Regions from separate parts of the Mus musculus genome. Here region 2 is linked to region 1. The links are chromatin loops, found by intact Hi-C in ENCODE. Cell type or tissue: gastrocnemius. All regions are shown on one strand. Links, peaks and the distances in the headings refer to the core of each region. The heading gives the core; the rest is flanking DNA.

Region 1 (2,801 bases), core at 198-2,697:
AGTGGCGGAGCCACCCTAAACCGAAATGCGATTTGAAGTCCTAATGAACTTGATTGCGTGAACATTTATAATCCCCCATGGCCCTAAATGAAATCAGATATAATCAGAAGATACGGGGAAGGGAGTGTTTACAGCCGACGCCGGGCGGCCGCGGGACGGGGAGATGCGGCCCCGGTATTGATGTCGAAAATGATGGATAACGCGGGAATGGCAAATATACTATTTGTCTAATGGCTCGGCAATTAAATTCCCCTGTAAATGACCCATGCCTCATTTCATCCTAATCTATGGAATTTTGATTGAATTCGTCAGCTCTAATTGAAAAATACTGCACTTTAATGCCTGCATTGCAGTTTCGGGACGAGAGTGGTTTTAATGAGACGGTGCCCCTCTGACCCGGGAATATTCCAGACTTTTATTCGGAATTTAAAGCCAGAAGATTGCTCAACTGAGCCCTGTGATTTCCTCTCTGCTATCCACGTCCATCCATCTCCAGATTCGATTTAATAAACGCACTTGAGGATAAATGTGTCCTCGACCCTCACTTGCCTGGTGGCACCAAGTGGGGGAGGCGCCCTCTCCTTGGGACCTGCTGGTCAGGGCCAGAGGCCTCACTGGAAGAAAAGAGGGAAGAAAGCTGCCCTTTCCCCAGGCACCCCAGCCAGGCACAGCGCCTTCTTGAGACCAAACCCAGGTGCTCTACCTGGAGGAGGAGGGCCTACTGCTAGCGACCTTCTCCTCCCCCCCCCCCCTTCTCAGAGAAAGAATAGGCCCCAAAGCGCTTTATATGCAAATGGCGAGGCAAAGCCATCCTTGAAAAATTAGCTACTTGCTGAAGCATATTTACTAGATTGAAATGAGTTAAAGAGAAACATTTTACGTCGTGTAAACGAGATAATTGAGCCGCATTAAAACTGGAATGTTTGCTCCTTTTCAAGAAAGAAAGAAAGAAAGAAAGAAAGAAAGAAAGAAAGGAAGGAAGAAAGAAAGAAAGAAAGAAAGAAAGAAAGAAAGAAAGGAAAAAGGCAGAAAGAAAAAGAAAAGAAAAGGGAAGAAGAAAAGAAAAGTGGAGGAGGAGAACAGGTAAATATATGTTCGGGTGGAAAGGAAGTGTGCGCCCAATACTGGGAGCCTCGCCCGGCCTTGGCTAGAGCCCTTCTCTCCTTGACTCCCTGAGGGTTGATTCCCACCGCGGCGGGCAGGGGGCGCAGGCGAGTCAGAGTCACGTGACCACAGCAAACCCGAGGCAGAGAAGTGGGCAGGGTCAACTCGGTCCTCCCAAGGTCCTCCGGCCCCGCCCCTCGCCTCACTCACCGGGTCTCCCCTCCTCCCTTCTCGGGCATCCCAAACAGGGTGGCACTAAGGTGGTGGCGCTGGGGAGAGGAGAGATGGAGTATGGAGCACAGCAGGAGTCCAAAGAGCACGGGGTGCCGGTCTCCTGCCCAGAAAACGGATGTGTTTGAGGTTTTGCACCCCAAGAGTTTGCAGATCTGTTATTTTAAGCGAATGAGACAGGATCTAGAAGCCATCTCCCCGGAAAGGCTGTGACTTGTCCTTAGACCAGGCTAAACTTAATGACAAGAACAAACGGCAGGGGCCGCTCCCGGGGCTGCAAAGACCTCTGCACCTGAGTATCCACCCCAGGATGCACCTGCCGGGGCGGAGCTTCGGGATCTCTCCTCACCCACCCACCCATCCATCCCCGCCCTGGAGGGACCATTTGGTGGCCTGTGAGACACGTTTTTAAGGCCTTGCCCTCGCACTAACCAGAGGCGCACCCAGCACTCTTGAAAACCTGGCCTAGACGTGGGACTCTCCATAAACTATGCTCACCGGCAGCCACTCACAGACGTCTCGCCAACGCGCAGTGCAGACACAGTACACACGACAAACTGTGACCCAACAACTGTACTAATTATCCCCGCTTAGTGACACTGTCAGGCCACTGGTGAGAGAGCAAGCTAGAATGCTGGCCCATTACATAGATGGAACCGCAGAGACTGGTTGAGGTCAGCTGCCCATCTACGATGCACAGACCCAGAGGGCAGAAGTTTCAAAACAAGCTGCTTCTAGGATCTGCTCAGAAGAACCTTCACGGAATTTACAGGAAGTCCGAACGTCACATCCGAAATCTGGCCTTTCTTATGCCGCGTGCAAGCACGAAGGTTTGTGACACAGGCTTCTCTTTTGGTTTAGTAGTTTAAAAAAAAAAGAAATTGAGACTATTTTTTTTTTCTTGTCCAACTCTAGACATAAATGAAACCGATGCCTCTGCCTTTGCGGTCCCAGGAGAACTTTACCAGGACCTTCTGCTTCCTGGAACCACAAAACCCCAACAGCTCTAGCCAGATGTCATTGCTTGTGAGGTCCTTAGGGGGCGCTCTGCACGCCCATGCGGATTCTCTATCAAATGTTTCCGATGTTGTAAAGTGTTAAATAAAACTACTTGCTGAAGCCGGGCGTGGTGGCTCACGCCTTTAATCCCAACACTCGGGAGGCAGAGGAAGACGGATTTCTGAGTTCGAGGCCAGCCTAGTCTACAAAGTGAGTTCCAGGACAGCCAGGGCTATACAGAGATTCTATGTCTTTAAAAAAAACAAAAACAAAAACAACCTACTTGCTGAGCCTGCAAGGTGGCTCACTCAGTAAGGTGTTTGTAGCCAAGATGGGTAACGACTTCAATTCCCAGAACCAATAGGAAAAGGACCGATCCCCCAAAGTGTCATCTAACCTCTATACTCAAACAAATAAATGTAAAAGTAGCTGCTCCCTAATTCACCGAAATCTACAATACACATTTG
Region 2 (2,801 bases), core at 246-2,745, 170 kb after region 1:
GCAGGCTCAGGCTGCCCAGGCCAGCCCTCTCCTTATTGCAGGGACTCCCCAGGCCTTGATATAAGTGGTTTCTCCACCCCATACAGCATCCTCGGTGCAGGTAAGCCAACCGGCAAAGGGAACGGCTGAGGCATGATCAGCAAAGCAGATGTGGGTCCAACCTGATGCCTCCCCACTGGTTAGAGTACATGCCCTTTACATCCATGTCTGCATCTTAAAAGAGGCCTACACTGGTCAGTTTTCCTCTGCATCAGCCCCTGCCTCCAAGTTCCTGCTCAGTTTGAACTCTTGCCTTGGTTTTCATTAATAGACTATGACTCAGGATACGTAAGGCAAACAAACAACCCCTTCCCTCCCCACAGTGCTTTTGGCTATGGTGTTTCATCACAGCAACAGTAACCCTAACTAGGAGGCCTTGTCAAGTAGTGACTGTTTAGGCAAGGCTGTTCTGTGCCCACTAGTAGTGGCAACTGGAATGTCAGCGAGCTCCTGAGCCCAGCAATACTGCTGGTGCAGTTTTGGGAGAAGCTGTGTAGAGCTCAGACTGAGGACAAGGCCTTGAAGTGACCTTCCCAAAAAAAAGGAAGCCGGCTTCCATTTTCTTGGAAGAATTCTGATTCCTGGGGAGGTGGGGTAGCAGCTGCTGGAAGGAGCTCAAGACCTAGGCACTACTGCTGTGTGTGTTCAGCTAACTCTGGCTCAGGAAGCTCTTCTTATCTCCATCTCTGGTTGTTATCATCAGATCCTTCTTCCCCAACTACTGTTACTAACAAGAATGCCCCAGACATCAATGGCTATTCCCTTGGTAAGGATTAAAAACCCCTTGAAGAGATCCAGTGGTCTAGAAGATTCTGAGGGAGGGGGCTATAATGACCCACGGCATTGGCCATCTGTTTCAAACATTCCTAGACTTTTACTGGTGGTGGTAAGAGCCCCGCTGGCCTTCAGGCATAAAAGTCACTGCTCCTTGTCCTAGTGACTGGGGTGACGGGGTTGTCCTATTTCTTCTGGGTCAGCAGCTACTGCTGGAAATAGCTGATAGCCAGGAATGGAGGAGGCAGAGTACAAAGTCATAGCATTCTGATCAGGAGGGAAAGAAATCCTCCCTTCCCCCTGTGGCTGGCTACCCAGGAAGCTTCTGCTTTCTCTCAAACCACATGCAGAGAAGGGAACCTGGGTCATCCTTCTAATGAGGCCGCCTAGCATGGTGGACGGAGCAGCCCCCTGCCCTGCAGGGGGCTTAGACAGGAGTGCCAGGCTTTGAGCCAGGAGAGCACAGGGAGGAAGGCTGACTAAGCAGGGGATGGTTCCCCAATGCAGGAGGCTTTGGGAGGGACTGATGGGAGCAGTCAGGAGCCTTGGAAGAAAACACTTCTCTCTTCCACCGTGTATTTCTTAAAAAACCACCACCACCACCAACAAAACAACAACAACAAAACCCAGGTAATTTATATGATTCTACATCTTAACTCTGAGTCCTGCCTTAGAAAAACAAAATCACATAGGGACAAGAATGTAAGAAAGACCTGTGTGAATGTGGATGCTTATTATGGGTATGGTCTTGGGGGGTCATGGTTCTCAGAGAAAGAATGTCAGATATGAGGCAAGAAACACATTCTAGCCCTCCCCCATTTAAAGGTGCATAAATGACTAGATCAAAGCCCTGCAGTGTCCTATTACCACCACCTGCTGGTCAGGTTCTAGAATTGCCAGCACAATACCCAAAGACAAAACTGCAAAGCTCAAAAAACAAATACCCAAAACCAACAAATCAAAACAAAACAAACTAAAGAAGCCATAGTTCTTATCCTTGGGCCCACAGGGACAGTGAAATTGCTAGAGTCCTCCTGCTCTCAAACGCAGAGTTGCTGACCCTTCTTGGATGGGGCACAGCAGAAGCCACAAGATAACAACAAAACAAAGTACAGACAATTACCAGAGCTACAGCGGATTAAAATACTTCCACAATGGGGAAAGTACTTGAAAATTAGCAAACCTCAAGTACTTCCGTATCAGGACTCAACTGTGTTGTAACAACCATAGGTCCTGGCAGGAAGGCAAATAATTGATAGGAGCCCCCATACAGGACTCCCCTCCTCCATTCCGCCCAATCCTGCAAGTTCACAGGTACAAGTACACGCACACAGATGTCAGATATGACTTCCCCACAGAAACATAAATGGTGTTTGTGCTTAACACCGCCAAAGCTGTATGAGCCAGGGAGCCTGAAGGGAACTGCAGCGCGCTGAAGAGTCATATGAAGAAATGTATTCACCATGGCAGCCAGTCATTGAGGCAGAAGATAAACTGTTGGATTGAAGCAATCTGTGAAAGGGTGGAGCTATCAGAACAACCTGACAGCAGCAGGGGGTTGGGGTTTGAGAGTGCTGTTGCCATAGCAACAGCCATGGCCGAGGCCATCAGGAGGCTGGCACTTGCAAGGGACAGTGTGGGTATGGGTGTTGGGGAGTGGCAGACTGAGTCAGACACTCCAGAACACTGGAAGACTAATGCAGATAGTGTGTGTGTGTGTGTGTGTGTGTGTGACTGGCTCTTGCCCTTGGCATGGAGGTGATGCATCTAAAACAAACACCTTGCCTTGAAGTGTGCTATGACAACCAAGTTTGCTATAGATGGCCCTCCAGGGCCCCTGCTCCCAGCAGGAATGCTCACTCCTGCCTAACACTTCCAGAGAAAATTACTCGTAAGGAAATGATTAATAAAAAATAAAAAATCACAGGCTTCCAGTAAGAGTCGAGGAAACCCTTAGCCAATAGTTGTTGCAGAGATAATTGTTCTGA

The links. A loop is a pair of places that touch in the nucleus more often than their neighbours do. Peaks named below come from ENCODE experiments on the same cell type or tissue, not always from the same donor. Only the 100,000 strongest peaks of a DNase experiment are listed, where the experiment ranks them.
Region 2: a loop joins it to region 1, with 2.2 times the contacts of the local background. A loop is called at or near these places in 17 of 42 quality-filtered maps.

What each region holds. Positions count from the first base shown.
Region 1 is chr1:89,938,993-89,941,793 of GRCm38, reverse strand. No RefSeq gene overlaps it. Among named protein-coding and RNA genes, the nearest start is that of Gbx2, 9.2 kb to the right of the region's middle. In gastrocnemius, for the core only: CTCF peaks have their summits at 1,179 and 2,371; a DNase peak (open chromatin) is centred at 1,239; H3K4me3 peaks cover 354 bases.
Region 2 is chr1:89,769,384-89,772,184 of GRCm38, reverse strand. The region is part of intron 12 of Agap1 (ArfGAP with GTPase domain, ankyrin repeat and PH domain 1); the gene reads right to left. Among named protein-coding and RNA genes, the nearest start is that of 4933400F21Rik, 87 kb to the right of the region's middle. In gastrocnemius, for the core only: a CTCF peak has its summit at 1,680 (motif pointing left); a DNase peak (open chromatin) is centred at 2,376.